Linked DNA regions of Mus musculus: regions 1 and 3 are each linked to region 2. A link is a loop called in an ENCODE intact Hi-C map of the cell type or tissue named here. Cell type or tissue: gastrocnemius. All regions are shown on one strand.

Region 1 (2,500 bases), 140 kb before region 2:
CAGGATTTTCTTTTCCATCGACCGGGCGACGAAACACGAGAGTGATGGAACCGAGAGTTTGGGAAGGGACCTTCCCCTTTCCTAGCCGGCATGCTACCCTTCCTTTCTCGCATTACTGGAGCAAAACAGAAACACCACTGGGTTAAAACGCTGAGCCACCGCGAGGTCATTTGCGAACTACCTCTCGGGCGGGGTCGTCACCGGAAGTGACTGCTACCATTCCCTGCAATGTCCCGCCCCCCAGTTGCGCTACCAGTAGGCGACGGGCGGCCGTACTTCCTGTCCCCGGAGCCCTAGGCTGCGACCCCTCTTACTCCTCTCCCATTGGCTGCCAGAGGGACGCGCTGTGATTTCCTATTGGTCGTGTCTGCTCTCTGGCGCCAAGCCTCCTCCCTCCGGGTACTGTCTGGTCTCCGGGTGCCGGATAGGTTACAAGCTGAGAGGGCGTCTGCCCACTGGACCAGTGAGCAGCGTGGAGAGTGAGGGCGGCGGCTGCGTGGTGAGGCAGGGCGGGACTTCGCGTGGCTATTGGCCAGGGCGGGTAGAGGCTAGAGATACGATTGGTTGGGGACAAGGGACCGTGGTGGGGTTCGAGCTGCGCGGCCTCAGCAGCTGCGGGAGACGGAAGTGGTGAGAGCGCGGCTTTGGAGGGTCGGGCGGACGCCGCCTGGGTGAGTCACTGTACCCCGTGCACTGCCAGCCTGGGAACCACAACGACCAAGTCCTGCCCGGCCCTCGCCGGCTCTCTTGAGTCCCGCCCTCTGTCATTTGGGGCTCCGCCTCCGAGGCCTTGGCCCCGCCCCTAAAACCTGGGCACCTGGATCTCCTGGCTGCTTAGCCCATCCTCCCCCACCCCCCACCCTAAGACCAGAGTCCCTAACTGTGAGAACCCTGGGCCTCCTAGGCCTGGTCCTTGTCGCTCCCTTCCTCTCTCTGTTTCTCAGGCCGCGAGCCAGGGAGCCGTGAGGCAGCACCTCCGGCTGGCCGCTTGCGGGCTCCCCCGTGAGGGAGGGAAGGTTGGTAGGATCACAATGGAGGCTTTAATCGCCGTAGCCTCCTATGGGGCTCTGCTGCACACCCCTCGAGCATACCAAACATGAAGGAGTGTCGGTGAAATTCAGACCTGGCTCCCTAAGTGGGCCCAGGAGGCCTTAACTTGAAATCCTTGTTAATTCGACCCATTTGACAGATGTTGTCTCCCAGGCCGGACTGGCCTAATTCTGCTCCTGTTGTGTGGCCTCCTCCCTCAAACCTTCACCTACTTGGTCTCAAGTATGCTCAGCAGGACCGGGCCAACCCTGCTGCTCTTTTATCACAGGTTGTGGTCCTCTCCCTCTTGTCCTCTGCTCTGGACTCTGCCCCCAGTAACAGGTCAGGTGGGTGCTACTCCTAGACTCAGAGACTGGCCGAACTGCCCTGTGGATTCATGCCCCTACCAGGGCCAAAAGTGAGTCCCAGTTGGGCAGTCTTTGTCTCTTCAGAGTTGGAATTTCTTCTCTTTTGTAGAGAGCAGGGTTTGGAGTGCTCTACTGCTGGGTGTGGGGATCAGAACGTTTGAGTTCTGCTGAGTAAGCTAGGATGATACTTAGCCTTGCTCAGGAACTTTTGTGGTGGAATTCTCACCGGGCAGGGTCACTTGTTGCTTCTTCCATTGCCTGACTGGTGTGGTGACTTTTTGAGACGCCGGATCCTCTGTGGTGGAGGAAAATGAGTTGCAGAGAAGTTCAGGGGTAGACCCGTGTGACAATCGTTGATTCTATGGTGATGTTAATGACCGTGCACTTTCCTCTTGTGTTCTGTCTCCTTTAGTGACGAGCAGGAGCAGGCAGCCAGGACCCTCGCCAAGGTAGAATGGTGAGTAGCTCCTTTTCCCTCATACCACTGTGTGTCTCATCCTCCAGTCTGACTCAGGGAAGCTGCCCCACCTCTCTTGGCCCTAGTGCCCCTGGTTACTCTGTTCACTTCCTAAACAGGCTCATTTGCCCTGATGCTTTTTTTTTTTTTTTTTTTTGGATGGGCAGTGTTGTTTTGAGACAGGTTCTTGCTGTAGAGTTTTGGTTAGCCTGGTACTAGACATGTAGCCCATGCCAGCCTTGAACTTGTGGGCAATCCCTCTTTCTCCCTCCATCTCCTAAGTGTTAAGATTGCAGGTGAATGCAGTGTGGGGCCTTGTACATGATAGGCAAGTACTCTAACACTGAGCTATGTATCTAGCTTATGGTTTCTTAGGATTGAAAAAAATATATATCGGGCACTATATAGCACTGGGCTCAGCAGCTTGTAGTTTTTCTCGGTGTTAGGCCGTCCCTTCTAACAAACCGCTATATCGCCTCTTACTTGGATCCCCGGTTAAAACTATGCATATTCTGGTTTAAGAAAACAAGTCTTTCTTATCTGAGATTCCTGAACTTCAGGGCGTGGTGGCACAGGCTTCTAATCACATCAGTTGGGGACAGAGAAAGGTGATTCTCAGTGACGTCAGCCAAGTCTTATGTAGTGA
Region 2 (2,500 bases):
GGATGAATCTTTTGATTATCAAACTCCTTGTCACTCGGGTAACTCCAGTTCCTCTGAGGTAGAGACCAGGAATGGAGGGGAATCAATACTCCAAGCTTTCCTCCCTCCAAGTCCAAGGCAGGCAGAAAGGAAGTCTACTAAACTGCACCTGGGAAGAGGGGGAATGGGATGAAGGCAGAGGAGGCACAACTACAGGAGTCCTCTCTGAGAGGTTCTTGGAGCAGAGATGGAGAATGGCGACATGTAACCTCGTGGGTCTGCAGGGCCCGGAGGCCCACCTTCCCAGTGTAAGCCATACAAAACCAGCAACCCAACTGAAGGTGTGCAAGTGGGAGTGGAGCAGAAAGTTGGCCCGGGCAGCTTGTACCACGTGGGTAAGGGCTGATGGTGCCTCCTGTGGCTTTGTCCCAGCATCCTGACCACTGTCAGCCCCTCAGGCAGTATCCTTGCCTGCAATGTGAAGGTGGGGGCAAAATGGACATGGGATCCTCCTTGGGAACCTTCTCTCCTCAGAGTCAATGGGGAGACTGGCATCCAGGCACCCACATGGGTATTTATATCTGAACCAGACAGAAAGATGCTTGAATCAGGCACTATGTTGAAAAAATGTATTTATTTGCTAATATATTTATCCATAAATATGATCTGGCTTTGTGGTTTTGTTTCATTATGATTTTTTCACTCAGGATAACAATTCCATCTTCTCTATTTCCTTTTGTTGGATTTTTGAGGCCCAGCCTGACTCCCAGTTCACTGCACAGCTAAGATATAACCTCAGACTGGTCCTCTCCCCCCTCCCAATTACTGGGATCATAGGCATTTACCATTATTCCCTCTGGTTTCGGATGCTATTGGTGATATCAAAGCTGGTCAGATAGGGTAGGTTTAAAGCCCCAGAAAGGTCAGAGAGAGCAGCGTGCCTGGTACTCGTCATGATTCAGTCATTTATCTGTGCTGGGCTGCTGGTGACTCTGGTGCTTCACTGACTGACTTTGTGACCTTACAATATTGTAAGCAAATACTGAACCTTGGAATGTGTGCATACACGTGCATGCACTCACAGGAGTGTGAGGGCAGCCTAATCGATACAGCAAGTGCCAGGACAGCCCGAGCTACAGAATAAAGACTTTCAAAACAAACAAACAAACAAACATACAAACAACAAGGGCCTCTCACTTGAACTTGCCTGGAGTCCCTGGGATCTGCCTATCTCTGGCCCCCAGTGCTATGGTTAGAGTAGCAGACCATCAAATCCCACTTATATGTGGTGGGTCCTGAGCCAGCTCCTCAGCAGGATACCTGCCTTTTACCATAAATAAAATGATCCTCCTTCAGAGATGATAGAAGGCTTACATGAGATAGCACAGTGAAAATGTATTCCAAACTGAAAAGAGATTTCCCGGTGCTAGAAAGTATCTAAAACCCAGTCACTGAACCCCATGTGGATGCAGTTTGGGATAAAGCCTAGAATCAGTCTTGCTGTCCCTCAGTTTCAATGAGAAGGGCTGGAAGGACAGAACAGCGGGATTGCAACTATTTATATCCCAGCGCTCCAATTCAGATAAACACAAATGACCAGGCTTTTGCCTACATTCCAAGAGCCTTTGCTCTGTTCACACCGCACCAGACCTCGTATTTCTGTATGGTTTGCTCAGGATATTATCTCGGTGCCATTTAAGGAGACAAGGAGGAATTTTGTGTCCTACACAGTAAGCACATTGGCAGCTGGGGTGGGGTTAGAGTATGAGAAGTGAGATACCTAATCCACAGATGTTCCCATGGAATTATGTCTAAATGTGCCGAGAGTTTTACAAAGCGTAAATTATGAGCCAGGCGCGCAATCGAGAGGCTTTTAGGAGGAATTAAATACGCGTTTCCCTCTATCCAACACGCCTCCCCTTTCCCCGTCGGCACGGCTCAAGCTAGCATTCCTGGGGACCGCAAACGAAACCCTATCACGCTCTCCCAGTTACAAGAAGGGGTGGGGCCTCGTCGGGTTTTTGTCTCTGCAGGCGTCCAGAAAGGCAAGACTCATTGCCTCGAGCCTTAAAACAACCTAGCGCGAAGCGGCGGGCTTGTATTCTGAGCATTCCGGACACTGAGACGAGGGGCTTGTGTCAAAAAGTCAAATACCCGGGCGTGGTGGTGCGCGCCCATAATCCCAGAACTCCGAAAGTGAAGGCAGGAAGATCAGGAGTTCAAGATCACCGTCCCGTACTCAGAGGCCAACTTAGGAATTAGCATTGTCTCAATAAATGAGCAAACAAAATAAAACAAGCAGACAAAACAATCTAGGTTTTCCTCGGGAGTCTGAAGAGCACTCAGGCCAGAGCATTTTGGGCTCCATCAAAAGGCCCGCGTCGCGAGGCGCAGTCCCGCCAGTCGCCCCGCTCCACGCTTCCTGCGCATGCTCCAACCTCCCCCAGCTGCCCCGCCCCTACGGGCGCATCAGCTCCCAGCGCGCGCGCCGTCTTCCGCTCGCTCTCGCGAACCAGGTGAC
Region 3 (2,500 bases), 120 kb after region 2:
GTAACTTCATCCTTTAAATAGGAATAAAGTACCTCTTGGAGAGGTTTTTGGGAGGGTTACAGGCAATACAAATGAAAAATGAGTAGGTGCTATTTGTGGTGAGTTCTTAGTGCACACAATGAATAGTTAGGTGCTCATGATTTCTCTGCTCTATAATCGGATGGCCATGAAATGTCCCAGGCCAGGCAACAATTGCTTATTCGGATGAATAAGTAGCAACCGTCAAATACTAATTGTCAATATTGATATTGCCAAACTGCCGGAATTAAACTTATACCATCTTTCCTTGGATGTGCCAGTGAACCATGACTTCTGAATGTCACTCTGGTGGTTTTTCAGGGGCTGGCTCGGAGTCTTAACTGGTTAATAATCCAGAACCAACATGCCCCAGGGAAAACACCCTTTCCTTCCTTTCTGCTGGCTTCCTTGTTTTTTATTTCTCTGGCTCAGTGCATACCAACAAAACTACTAATATACCTGCCCCACAGGTTTTTTTTCTTCCAGGAATGTTTTCTTTCTTTTTTTCTTTTTCTTTCTTTCTCTTCTTCTTCTTCTTCTTCTTCTTCTTCTTCTTCTTCTTCTTCTTCTTCTTCTTCTTCTTCTTCTTCTTCTTCTTCTTCTTCTCCTCCTCCTCCTCCTCCTCCTCCTCCTCCTCCTCCTCCTCCTCCTCCTCCTCCTCCTCCTCCTCCTCCTTCTTCTTTCTCTTTTCTTTTCCTGTCTTTTCTTTTCTTTTTCCTGAGACAGGGTTTCTCTGTATAGCCCTGGCTGTCCTGGAACTCACTCTGTAGACCAGGCTGGCCTCGAACTCAGCAATCTGCCTGCCTCTGCCTCTCAAGTGCTGGGATTAAAGGCGTGCGCTACCACTGCCCGGCTGTTTTTTAATTTTTGTTTGCATGTCCTTTTAGTCATATCCACCAACTGTTTAGGCCTGAGTTTTCTCTCCTTAAATTTTTTTAAATTTATTTTATGCATAATGGTGAACATGTTTGTGCAACACATGTGTACTGTAAGGCGGCAAGGTGTCTGACCCTTTGGAACTGGAGTAGAGACAGGTGTGAGTGGCCATCTGGGCCTGCTAGTTCCTCTGAAAGTCCAGTCACTAACCTCTTAACCACTAAGCCATTTCTCCACGCCCCCTAGGCCGAAGTTTTCAAATGTTCAGTGGAAGGCAGTGTTTGATCAGAAAGTAAGGACTCAGGTCACCTGGTTCTGGCCACCATCACCATTTTTGCACCTAAACAAAGTAGCTGATGGCGGTTTTCTCTTTTGTGCAGTGCACCAACTTTCACCTTGGGTGGAGGTGAGCTTTACTCACACAGGACAGCTGAGGGTCCCGCTGCCAGGCTAGGGACTGGCTCCCGCAGACGTGGAGAGCTGCGCGCGCAGCGCCTCCCTTGCCTAAGAAGCCAGCGTCTCCGTTGCCAGGGGAACGAGGCACCACGCTTTCCGGCGCGGTCGCAGCGCGAAGCAGCTGTCATGGCGGAAGCGGTCTGGAGCACTGACACCGGCGAGGCCGTGTATCGCTCCCGGGACCCCGTGCGCAACCTGCGCCTCCGGTAGTCACTCGACCCCAGTTTCAGGGCCCCCTAACTTTATGCTCCGAGGCCCCCTAACTTTATTCCACCCTAAGCTTTTAGATGCTCAGAGGCCCCTACTTCCGCTTACAATCCCAACTACTTCCTCTGCCATCTCTGCGCGCGTCTTGTTATCAGGATCTTTTTCCACTGAAAGCTTCCAAGTACACCTTTCAGATTCACCCTGCCCAAGTCCCTTCAAGTTCTCGCCACTTTCAAACCCCTCGGGTCCCTGTGCTGATTTATCCAGCAGACGCCCCTACCCACCTCTTCTTTGCAGCAGCCTTGACTTCTCTGCCTCTGTGATTTCTTTCCCCGATTCATGCTCTGTATATCTCCTTGCTGTGTGTCTCTGACACGCGTATTTGGGGCTTCTCTTCTCTTGACAGAGTTCATCTGCAAAGAATCACATCAAGCAACTTCCTTCATTACCAGCCTGCTGCCCAGATGGGGAAGGACCTCATAGACTTGGCCACTTTTAGGCCTCCGCAAGCTGCTAGTGGGTGTTTGTGATGACGCTACATTCATTTGAGACTAAGGCAGGGGTGCGGGGCAGTAGAGGTACAGAGGAGGAACGGAAGGCTCAGAGAGGTTGAGTTTATTGCCCAGTGTCACCTAGCCGAGGAATATAGAAGCATTTGAATGAACCTGGGCAATCATCTTTTTAATTTTTTATTATTTATTTATTTTTTTACATTGTAATTTACTTTTGTGTGTGTGTGCACGCCCATGCCACAGTGCGAGAGTGAAGTTCAGGGGATAACTTTTGCGAACCAGTTCAGTTATCTCTTCACCAGATGAATCCTGGGGCTTGAGCCATCTTACCCGAGTTGTGACTTGGGGGATGGGGAAAGGACTTCTAAGAGAAATATGTTCCAAACTCCAAATGTATGTATAAATACACTTAAAAAACAATTTTAAAACAG

What was found. Hi-C counts contacts between places; a loop is a spot of excess contacts. Peaks named below come from ENCODE experiments on the same cell type or tissue, not always from the same donor. Only the 100,000 strongest peaks of a DNase experiment are listed, where the experiment ranks them.
Region 1: a loop joins it to region 2, with 3 times the contacts of the local background. A loop is called at or near these places in 3 of 42 quality-filtered maps.
Region 3: a loop joins it to region 2, with 3 times the contacts of the local background. A loop is called at or near these places in 2 of 42 quality-filtered maps.

What each region holds. Positions count from the first base shown.
Region 1 is chr11:87,591,580-87,594,079 of GRCm38, forward strand. Mtmr4 (myotubularin related protein 4) reads left to right here and starts at 587. Exons shown (of 19, transcript NM_133215.2): 1 at 587-671; 2 at 1,810-1,854. The coding sequence starts at 1,852. In gastrocnemius, a CTCF peak has its summit at 1,007; DNase peaks (open chromatin) are centred at 399 and 1,249; H3K4me3 peaks cover 1,861 bases; H3K27ac peaks cover 1,987 bases.
Region 2 is chr11:87,734,896-87,737,395 of GRCm38, forward strand. Rnf43 (ring finger protein 43) reads left to right here. Exons shown (of 10, transcript NM_172448.4): 10 at 1-644. Among named protein-coding and RNA genes, the nearest start is that of Supt4a, 1.4 kb to the right of the region's middle. In gastrocnemius, no CTCF peak of the experiment used is centred here; DNase peaks (open chromatin) are centred at 1,284, 2,039 and 2,489; H3K4me3 peaks cover 1,087 bases; H3K27ac peaks cover 1,202 bases.
Region 3 is chr11:87,851,774-87,854,273 of GRCm38, forward strand. Mks1 (MKS transition zone complex subunit 1) reads left to right here and starts at 1,442. Exons shown (of 18, transcript NM_001039684.3): 1 at 1,442-1,556; 2 at 1,964-2,073. The coding sequence starts at 1,477. In gastrocnemius, no CTCF peak of the experiment used is centred here; a DNase peak (open chromatin) is centred at 1,420; H3K4me3 peaks cover 1,265 bases; H3K27ac peaks cover 859 bases.